Linked DNA regions of Homo sapiens: region 1 is linked to region 2. The links are chromatin loops, found by intact Hi-C in ENCODE. Cell type or tissue: CD14-positive monocyte. All regions are shown on one strand. Each heading gives the region's core, and the rest is flanking DNA. Links, peaks and the distances in the headings are about the cores only. Region 1 has its middle 21 kb from the start of SMURF1. Region 2 overlaps SMURF1 (SMAD specific E3 ubiquitin protein ligase 1).

Region 1 (5,379 bases), core at 258-5,257, 45 kb before region 2:
AGATTCTAGTTAGGGAAACAGACAATAAACCAATGTAAGGTAAGTCAAGTTCCAGGAAGAAAAAGCAGGATAAGAAAACATGCCAAGAGTGTTGTTTTAGACTTGGTGCCAAGGCAGTGGTTCCCTTTTGGACACCACGGACTGGTTTTGTGGAAGGCAATTTTTCTACGGATAGAGGGGTGTGGGGGTGGGGGAATGGTTTGGGGATAATTCAAGCACATTCCACTTATTGTGTACTTTATTATCACATTGTAATGGATAATGAAACAATTCTATAACTCACCATCATGTAGAATCAGTGGGAGCCCTGAGCTTGTTTTCCTGCAACTAGGTGGTCCCATCTGGAGGTGATGGGAGATAGTGACAGATCATCAGGCATTAGATTCTCATAAGGAGGCCAGGCACAGTGGCTCATGACTGTAATCCTAGCACTTTGGGAGGCCAAGGTGGGCGGATCACCTGAGGTCAGGAATTCGAGACCAGCCTGGCCAACATGGTGAAACCCTGTCTCTACTAAAAATGCAAAAAAAAAAAAAAAAAAAAAAAAAAAAAAAAAAAAAAAGTTGGGTGTGATGGCATCAGCTTGTAGTCCCAGCTACTTAGGCTGAGGCAGGAGAATTGCTTGAACCCGGGAGGTGGAGGTTGCAGTGAGCCAAGGTTGCGCCAGTATACTCCAGCTTTTTTTGACCCTATCTGAAAAATTCTGAGGAGTATGCAGTCTAGATCCCTTGCATGTACAGTTCACAATAGGGTTCTCTCTCCTATGGGAATCTAATGCTGCCACTGATCTGACAGGAGGCGGAGCTCAGCTTCGCTCACCTGCTGCTCACCTCCTGCTGGGTGGCCCGGTTCCTATCAGGCTACGGACTGGTCTAGGGATTAGAGACTGCTGTGCTAAGGCAAGGCTGGCCCTGAAGGAGGTGAAGAAGGTAGTCTGGTAGATCTCCGGGAAAGGCATCCCAGGCAGAGGAGACAGTGGGGCCAGGGCACAGAGGTGGGAGCTGGCTCCAGGTGTGTGAACAGCAGGCTCCGTGGCTGGAGCGAGGTGGAGTTGGGGTATGAGAGGCTGAGGTTGGAGAGCGTCATATCAGGGAGCCTTGTAAGCTTAGATGCAGACTTTGAATTTTATTCTAAATATTATGGGAATCTCCCAAACACATGTGACATTTGGTCCCCTTCACTTTTCATATAACACCTGTGAATGCAGAACATTCTTCAGAAAAAGCTGTGTGGGCAGTGGTCAAAAGGGGAGTAACTAGACTGGGCATGGTGGCTTACGCCTGTAATCCCAGCACTTTGGGAGGTCGAGGTGGTGGATCACGAGGTCAGGAGTTTGAGACCAGCCTGGCCGACATGGTGAAACCTTGTCTCTACTAAAGATACAAAAAATTAGCTGGGCGTGGTGGCACATGCCTGTAATCCCAGCTACTTGGGAGGGTGAGGTAGGAGAATCACTTGAACCTGGGAGGCAGACCTTGCAGTCAGCCAAGATTATGCCATTGCACTCCAGCCTGGGCAACAGGGTGAAACTTCATCTCAAAAAAAATAAATAAAATAGAAAGGCCGGGCACGGTGGCTCACACCTGTAATCCCAGCAGTTTGGGAGCCTGAGGCAGGTGGATCACTTAAGGTCAGGAGCTCCAGACCAGCCTGGCCAACATGGTGAAACCCCATCTCTACTAAAAATACAAAAATTAGCTGAGCATGGTGGTGCACACCTGTAATCCCAGCTACTCAGGAGGCTAATGCTGGAAAATCACTTGAACGTGGGGGGCAGGGTTGCAGCAAGCCGGGATCACGTCACTGCACTGCAGCCTGGATGACGGAGACCATCTCAAAAAAAGTAACGAGGAAGGAAAGGACCTAGAAACATAGTAGGTGCTAGGCAGTGTGGTCATGGATAGGAGATGTTGAAAGAGGGATTAAACTGGGCATGCTGATGTGTACCTGTAATCCCAGTGTATTAGTCTGTTTTGGCATTGCTATAAATAAATACCTGAGTCTGGGTGGTTTATAAAGAAAAGATGTTTAATTGGCTCATGATTCTGTAGGCTGCACAGGAAGCATGGCTGGGAAGGCCTCAGGAAATTTTCAATCATGGCAGAAGGTGAAGGGGAGGCAGGCACGTCTTACATGGCCAGAGCAGAAGGAAGAGAGAGAAGGGGGAGGTGCTGCACACTTTTAAACAACCAGATCTCATGAGAACCCACTATGACAAGAACAGCAAGGGGGAAATCTGCCTCCATGATCCAATCACCTCCTACCAGGCCCCACCCCCAACGTTGGGGATTACTATTTGACATGAGATTTGGTCAGAGACACAAATCGAAACCCTATCACCCAGTTACCTGAGAAGCTGAAGCTGGAGGATCCCTTGAGCCCAGGAGTTCAAGTCCAGCCTGGACAACATAGCAAGACTCTGTCTCAAAGGGATTGGGCTTGATCTGTACAAGTTGAGTGTAGAGATTAAGCTAAATTTTGGCTCAGAAGTGTCACACCAAAACATCATGCCCAAAGCAGGTCTTTGGTGGCCTTTGATAAATGAAGAGAAACGGTGTTTGGGTGTTAGTCTAAAATACTGCTGGAAGACAGTTCACCTGCACCAACTTCTCATTTAGTGATGACAGCAAGTCTATGATTTAGTGGACATTGGGGCCTGCAATCAGTATCTTCATCTCCTTCTGCAGTGATTATCTGTCCACTGCTGAGAGCTATGCTGAGGGTGGGGTGCTCCTCGAGGGGCTGTGCCATCCCATATGGAGATGGGGGCAACTGGGAGACTCTGTACCCTCTTTCCTCCTCAGCTCAGGATGCCCTAGGTGGCAGATCTTTGGCCAAGCATACTCTTTCTCTGAGCCTTTTTTTTTTTTTTTAAAAAGGCAAGGCCTCGCTCTGTCGCCCAAGCTGGAGTGCAGTGGCTGTGAGTAGGGCCTGTCATTGGTAGACATCTGCTAGGTGACTGCACAGGAACCCGGCCATTCCAACAAGTGATCCCAATGATCAGAGCTGCAGATTTTATTTTATTTTTATTTTTTGAGACAAAGTCGTGTTCTGTCGCCCAGGCTGGAGTGCAGTGGCATGATCTCGGCTCACTGCAACCTCTGCCTCCTAGGCTCAAGTGATCCTCCTGCCTCAGCCTCCTGAGTAGCTGGGATTACAGGCACATGCCACCATGCTCGGCCTCCCTAGTAGCTGGGACTACAGGCGGGTACTGCCATACCCGGCTACTTTTTGTATTTTTAGCAGACGGGGTTTTGCCATGTTGACCAGGCTGGTCTCAAAACTTCTGACCTCAGGTGATCCTCCTGCCTCGGCCTCCCAAAGTGCTGGGATTACAGGCGTGAGCCACCACACCCGGTCTGAGACTTTGAATCTTAAACCCAGGGGCTGGGGACAGAAGAAATAGCTCATGTGTCTTTGATGACTCCAGTGGCAAGCCCTGCTGTGGATGTTTCCAGTGGCTACCTGCATCCTGCCTCTCCAGGCCTCCTTTTTGGTCTTAGGTGCTCTCCCATACTCTTTCGAGAAATTTTTTTTTTTTTTAAATTCTTTAAGTTTTAGGGTACATGTGCACAATGTGCAGGTTAGTTACATATGTATACATGTGCCATGGTGTGCTGCACCCATTAACTCGTCATTTACATTAGGTATACCTCCTAATGCTATCCCTCCCCCTACCCCTACCCCACAACAGTCCCCGGAGTGTGATGTTCCCCTTCCTGTGTCCATGTGTTCTCATTGTTCAATTCCCACCTATGAGTGAGAACATGAGGTGTTTGGTTTTTTGTCCTTGCCATAGTTTGCTGAGAATGATGGTTTCTAGTTTCATCCATGTCCCTACAAAGGACATGAACTCTTCATTTTTTATGGCTGCATAGTATTCCATGGTGTATATGTGCCACATTTTCTTAATCCAGTCTATCATTGTTGGACATTTGGGTTGGTTCCAAGTCTTTGCTATTGTGAATAGTGCCGCAATAAACATACATGTGCATGTGTCTTTATAGCAGCATGATTTATAATCCTTTGGGTATATACCCAGTAATGGGATGGCTGGGTCAAATGGTATTTCCAGTTCTAGATCCCTGAGGAATCACCACACTGACTTCCACAATGGTTGAACTAGTTTACAGTACCACCAACAGTGTAAAAGTGTTCCTATTTCTCCACATCCTCTCTAGCACCTATTGTTTCCTGACTTTTTAATGATCACCATTCTAACTGGTGTGAGATGGTATCTCATTGTGGTTTTGATTTGCATTTTCGAGAAATTCTTTTTAAGTAGCCAGAGTAGGTTCCTGTTGCTTGAGACTGAGGGATCTTAAGTGATGCCCATGAGGAGTAGAAAATGATACCGTAACTCGAGACATTATTTAAATCCAAAAGATTAAGTCCCATTCTGTCAAAATAGAGACAGTATATAACATTTGAATTTTTACATTAAATAATGTTAAATAGGTAATATTTGTTATATATAAAATACACACTAGGCCAGGCGTGGTGGCTTATACCTATAATCCCAGCACTTTGGGAGGCTGAGGTGGGAGAATCACTTGAGGCCATGAGTTCAAGACCAGCCTGGGCAACACAGCATGACTCCATCTCTATAAAAATAAAAAATTAGCTGGGCATGGTAGTGAGGATCTGTAGCCCCAGCTACTCAGGAGGCTGAGGTAGAAGGGCCACTTGAACCCAGGAGTTCAAGGTTACAGTGAGCTACAATTGCACCACTGCACTCCAGCCTGGGCAACAAAGTGAGACCCTGTCTCAAAAAAAAAAAAAAAAAAAAAAATATATATATATATATATATATATACACACACTCATATTTATAGTGCATATATAAAATATGTATATTATATATAAATATATTACAAATTTAATATATTTGTAATTGAAAAAACATATTGAAAAAATGGTCCTATGACTTCAATACAATAATTTTTGTTTGCATTTCTTTTCTAGGTTGAATTTACATACACTTTTTTTTTTCTGAGGCAGAGTTTTGCTCTTGCTGCCCAGGCTGGAGTGCAGTCACGCAGTCTCGGCTCACTGCAACCTCCGCCTCCCAGGTTCAAGTGATCCTCCTGCCTCAGCTTCCCGAGTAGCTGGGATTATAGGAGTGTGCCACCACATCCAGCTAATTTTTGTATTTTTAGTAGAGCTAGGGTTTCTCCATGTTGATCAGGCTGGTCTTGAACTCCCGACCTCAGTTGATCTGCCTGTGTCAGCCTCCCAAAGTGTTGGGATTACAGGCGTGAGCTACCGTGTCCAGCCTTACATATACTTTTTTTCAAAGAATCTGATTGGAATACAGATTCTTTTTCAACATCTTAAAGCATTTTTCCCCCTATTCGTAGATTGTAGTTGAAGGGAGGT
Region 2 (5,379 bases), core at 256-5,255:
TACGCTAGCCCTGTCCTGTGTTTCTGTTTGGCTCTGTCCTCAGGCCTTGCCACCATTTTCTCTCGGTGAAAGAACTTGGCTTCACATTCTGTTCAGTTTCATGAACCTGCCTGTCACTTTGAGGCAGCGTTTGGGATTCTGCTTCATTAGCCTTTGAACTCATGAACCAAGTTGAGAGGATTTGCTACTATAGACAATTATTTGATCTTCGAGATATTTTGAACAGTTCCCAAGTGCAACACCAGTGGTTGTCCAAAAGACACAGAGAAGTGATGTGAAATTTTAATTATGTAAAAAAAAAAAAAAAAAAAAAAAAGAAAGAAAGAAAAAAGCCCTGTGGCATGGTTGATGTCAGTGCTATGGAGTGAGCCTTTTAGTAGTGCGGTCAAGGACACTACTTTTTTTTTTTTTTTTTTTTGACACGGAATCTCGCTCTGTCACCCAGGCTGGAGTGCAATGGTGCCATCTTGACTCACTGCAACATCTGCCTCCCAGGTTCAAGCAATTCTTCTGCCTCAGCCTCCCAAGTAGCTGGGATTACAGGCGCCCGCCACCACACCTGGCTAATTTTGTATTTTTTAGTAGAGATGAGGTTTCATCATGTTGGCCAGGCTGGTCTTGAACTCCTGACCTTGGGTGATCCACCTGCCTTGGCCTCCCAAAGTGCTGAGATTACAGGTGTGAGCCACTGCGCCCGGCCTTTTTTTTTCTTCTTCTTCTTCTTTTTTTTTTTTGAGACAGAGTCTCACTCTATTGCCCAGGCTGGAGTGCGGTGGCCCGATCTCGGCTTACTGCAACCTCTGCCTCCCGGGTTCAAGCGATTCTCCTGCCTCAGCCTCCTGAGTAACTGGGATCACAGGCATGCGCCACCATGCCCAGATAATTTTGTATTTTTAGTAGAGATGGGGTTTCACCATGTTGCCCAGGCTGGCCTCGAACTCTTGACCTCAGATGATCCACCAGCCTCAGCCTCCCAAAGTGCTGGGATTACAGGCGTGAGCCACCTGCCCGGCCTAACATTTCAAAATGCTAAAAACAGGTTCTTGTAGTCTTTTCCTTGGGTCCAGCATCGTTTGTTGCTGACTATATCAAGCAGCTACCAAGATGGCGCAGTGAAGGTGATGCGCAGTGGAGACTGTTCCCCTCGCCGCTCCCTGGTTCCTGCAGAGAGTCCTGTTGGCAGCTCGTTGGAACAATGGTTTTCCCCTGGAGTTTGAGGAGCTTGTCTTGGGTGTGGTGCATCCCTACACCATGTGTACAGTTTCCAGACTGCTATGATTTTATCTCTCAGCAATGCGCCAAGAGGTTTTAGTGAAAATTTAAAAACCGCCAAATCGCCTATCAAACCGAGTTTGAAAAGAGACCTCTTGGGAAAGGACAAGCTAACTATTCTAAGTGGTCTACGATCCAAAGCATTTCCTGGGCTGAGTGTTTATCAAAGCTGAGCTTTACTTCCAAACTAAGCTTGGGAAGGATCTGGGAGTGTTTCCCAGCTGACTGGGGGCGGGGAGAAGAGGAGGATGCGAGTGTTAAAGAACAGAGAAAATATCACTCTCTTTTCTTTTACACAGTTATCTGCTGAAATCTGTCTATAGATATGGCTTGCAAACTAGGTGTTGTTTTGGAGGAGAGAGAGGATAGGTCTGCTAAGTGTTAATTTAGAAATTATATACAATATCTTAATTTTATTTTGGGAATGGAACATTGGGTAAGATTAGCTTTTAAATGGATCAGCTTTACTCTTCAAGGTTAGAAAAATGCATAGAAAATAGCATTATTTCCCTGTTAATTGTCATTAATCTCAACTCACACTATTTTTTTTTTTTTTTTTTTTTTGCTTTGACTCTTACCATCTCAGAATTCAAGGTCTAAATTGACATATTTGGGAAGAGCAGGGTGTTGGGGAAACAGAACTGGTAAGTAGATGGTTTTCCTCTCCCATCTGACTCAGTGTTAGAGAACTCTGTTGGAGACAGTGTTAATTTCAATATCTTGATGCCCGATTTTATCGTTACAGACATCCTGTTATACAGAATAGCTTATTTGCTCTCTTAATAGAAATCTTGTAAAGAAAATCCATCTTCCTTATTTCACTGTTTCTTTCCCTAAAAGTTTTTGTATACCACCCCTTTATCAAGAATTAAGATGTTGGGGAAAAAAAAAAAACAAATCTTTTTGGGCTAAATAATGCCAGCTTCACTTCCCTCAATGATGACACATTTATCTGTATTTTAAAGTTGTTTTTTTTTTTTTCTCCCTTTCCCACTACACTGCTCTGCATGTGGGTTCCCTAGCTGAGAAGCTGCCATTGATGGTGAAAGACTTTAATCTAAATTTAGATTCTCTTCAGAGGTTTCGTGGAATACTTCCTTAAATTAAGCCACAGACTGCAAAAGCTGCTGCTGAGTGGGGCTTCCAGGTTTGTTTTTTTTTTTTTTCAGCTCTAGAAATAAAGAAGACAGGGCAGGAAGGACTGGCTCTCACTCTCGGCTTCTTTGGGAGATTCTGCCATTGTAGACAGAATCAGTAGCAGCTTCTGTCATGAATTTAAAACTCAGGAGAGAGGATTTGGTGGTAATCTGATGGAAGTGGAAAACAATCACGACTCTGAGGGAGTGTGGGTGAAACAAGTTGCTTTGTTTAGGTTGTGTTGGAGACTGTAGGTAGTAATAGACAATGATAGGACATCTTTTTGTCTGATGCCTGTAAGTGTACCTGGAGACTTTGAAGCCATACTTGTTAGTTCATTCCTGCATTACTATAAAGAAATACCTGAGACTGAGTAATTTACAAAGAAAAGAGGTTTGATTGGCTCACGGTCCTGCAGGCTGTACACAAAGCATGGTGTTGGCATCTGCTTAGCTTCTGGGGAGGCCTCAGGAAGTTTCCAATCATAGCGGAAGACAGAGAGCAGGCATCACATGGTGAGGGAAGGGGTGAGGTGCCAGGCTCCTTAAACAACCAGATCTCATGGGAACTACCAGGGCAAGAACTGACTCATTACCATGGGGATGGCACCAACCCATTCATGAGGGGTCTGTGCCCATGACCCAATATCTCCCAGTAAGCCCCATCTCCAGCACTGGAGGTCACATTTCAGTATGAGATTTGGAGAGGACACATATCCAAACCGTATCACCATGAGTTAAACCAATACATCAAATTTTTAGGGACAGTTGGAAGATCTTCAGAGTCAAGACAAAAGAGTTGAAAATGGGGTGTTGGACTATAACCATGAGTATTTTATACAATCTCTCTTTCTCCTTGAATCATAGAAATGGTGTTTGAAAGCTCCTTTCAATATAGAGAACCCCCTTACCTGTCAGTGCCCAAAGGCCCCCAACTGGGGAGATCTGAAGTGAGAGGAGGAAGCTGCCCAGGTTTTCCTGTCCCTGGAGAGCCATGGGTCCTGAGGATTGGAGCTTATCATTGAGCAGGCTGTTGTCACATACACAGCCTTCCAGCTTCTATTATGATGCATTGTACTGTTTATATAATCTTGTATTTGGGAAATGCCTAATTATATTTTTTAAAATTACTCCAATATCTGTCACTGTTAGATAAACACTTCTAGAATCTCATTCCCAGTGTTTTCTTTCTCCTGGCATGGGTCAACAACCTTCCTGTGAGCATATTTTCATTATATAATGGCCCCTTTATTTACATATTTACTCTTTCTAAAAGGTTAATTTCTTTGTGGGGAGGGAAGGTGATATATACACAGTGTAATATTTAAACTGTACAAGATGGCTTATTTGGAAAGGAAATCTCTTCACGCCTGGCCTTTGCCTTCAAGTTCTCTTCCCCAGAGGCAATCCACTGGTAACAATTCCTTGTATATTTTAGCAAAGATACGCTAGATAAAAATACTTGTACATATATTCTTTCTCTACCTCCCCATCCCCCTTTAAGAAGAAGCACACTATACACTGTTCTTTACTTTGCTTTTTTCCTCAATATATCCTGGAGATCAGGAATTCAAGACCAGGCTGGGCAAAATAGCGAGACCCTGTCTCTAAAAAAAAAAAAAAAAAAAAAAAAAAAAAAAAAAAAAAAAATTGGCATGTTAGCTTCTCAGGAGGCTGAGATGGGACGATCGCTTGAGCCCAGAAGGTTGAGGCTGCAGTGAGCTGTCATTGCATCACGTACTGCAGCCTGGGTACAGGGCAAGACCCTGTCTAAAAATAACAATGCAGAAATAAATAGGAACTATCTTAGAGATCCTCCCATATCAGTATAATATAGAGCTGTCTTTAAAAAAAAGTTGAGGTAAAATTCTTGCAACATAAAATTTACGTGTATAATTAAGTGGCTCTTAGTACATTCCCAGTGTTGTACAACCATCACCACTATCTAACTCTAGAACATTTTCATCACCCCCAAAAGAAACCCAATACTCATTTAGCAGTCACTTTCTGTTCCCCCAACCCTAGGCTTTACAACTACTAATCTGCTTCTGTCCCTATGAATTTGCCTGTTCTACATGTTTCATGAAAATGAAATCATATGTATGTGGCCTTTTGTGTTGGTTTCTTTCACTTGGCATAACGTTTTCAAGGTTCAATCCTGTCGTAACTTGTATCAATACTTCATTCCTTTTTCTTGCTAAGTAATATTTGATTGCATGGATAGACCACATTCTTTTAATTGATTGACATTTGGATTGTTTCTGCTTCTTGGCTATTGGGAATCATGCTGCTATGAACATTTGTGGGCAAGTTTTTGTGTGAACATATGCATATGTTTTTATTCTTGGATATGTACCTAAGAATGGAAATGCTGGGTCATATGGAATTCTGTATTTAAATTTTGAGGGACTGCCAAACCGTTTTCCAGTCACTGCATCATTTTACCATCCCATCAGTGGTGTTCAAGGGTTTCAGTTTCTCCACATCCTAGTTTACACTTGTTATTTTCCATCATCGTTTTGTTTTTTGCTGTTTAGTTATTATTACAGGCATCCTAAAGGGTAGGAAGTAGTATCTTATTGTGGTTTTGATTTGCATTTCCCTAATGACTAATGAGGATGAGCGTATTTTCATGTGCTTATTGGCTACTTGTATATCTTCCTTAGAGAAATGTCCACTATTTATCCATTATTTGTATATCTTCCTTAGAGAAATGTCCAATAATTTTTGTATTTTTAGTAGAGACAGGTTTCAGCATGTTGGTCAGGCTGGTCTTGAACTCCTGACCTCAGGTGGTCCGCCTGCCTTGGCCTCCCAAAGTGCTGGGATTACAGGCGTGAGCCACCACGCTCAGCATATATATTCTTGATATTAGACTCATCAGATATATGATTTCCAAATATTTTCTCCCATTTTATGGGTTATCTTTTTACTTTCTTAACAGTGTTCTTTGCTGCATAAAAGTTTTAAA

The links. A loop is a pair of places that touch in the nucleus more often than their neighbours do. Peaks named below come from ENCODE experiments on the same cell type or tissue, not always from the same donor. Only the 100,000 strongest peaks of a DNase experiment are listed, where the experiment ranks them.
Region 1: a loop joins it to region 2, with 1.9 times the contacts of the local background. A loop is called at or near these places in 2 of 110 quality-filtered maps.

Annotation. Positions count from the first base shown.
Region 1 is chr7:99,162,797-99,168,175 of GRCh38, reverse strand. It overlaps a transcript of KPNA7 not described here. Among named protein-coding and RNA genes, the nearest start is that of SMURF1, 21 kb to the right of the region's middle. In CD14-positive monocyte, for the core only: no CTCF peak of the experiment used is centred there; no DNase peak of the experiment used is centred there.
Region 2 is chr7:99,117,683-99,123,061 of GRCh38, reverse strand. All of the region lies in intron 1 of SMURF1 (SMAD specific E3 ubiquitin protein ligase 1), which reads left to right. Among named protein-coding and RNA genes, the nearest start is that of SMURF1, 24 kb to the left of the region's middle. In CD14-positive monocyte, for the core only: no CTCF peak of the experiment used is centred there; DNase peaks (open chromatin) are centred at 2,321 and 4,151; H3K4me3 peaks cover 2,874 bases; H3K27ac peaks cover 1,598 bases.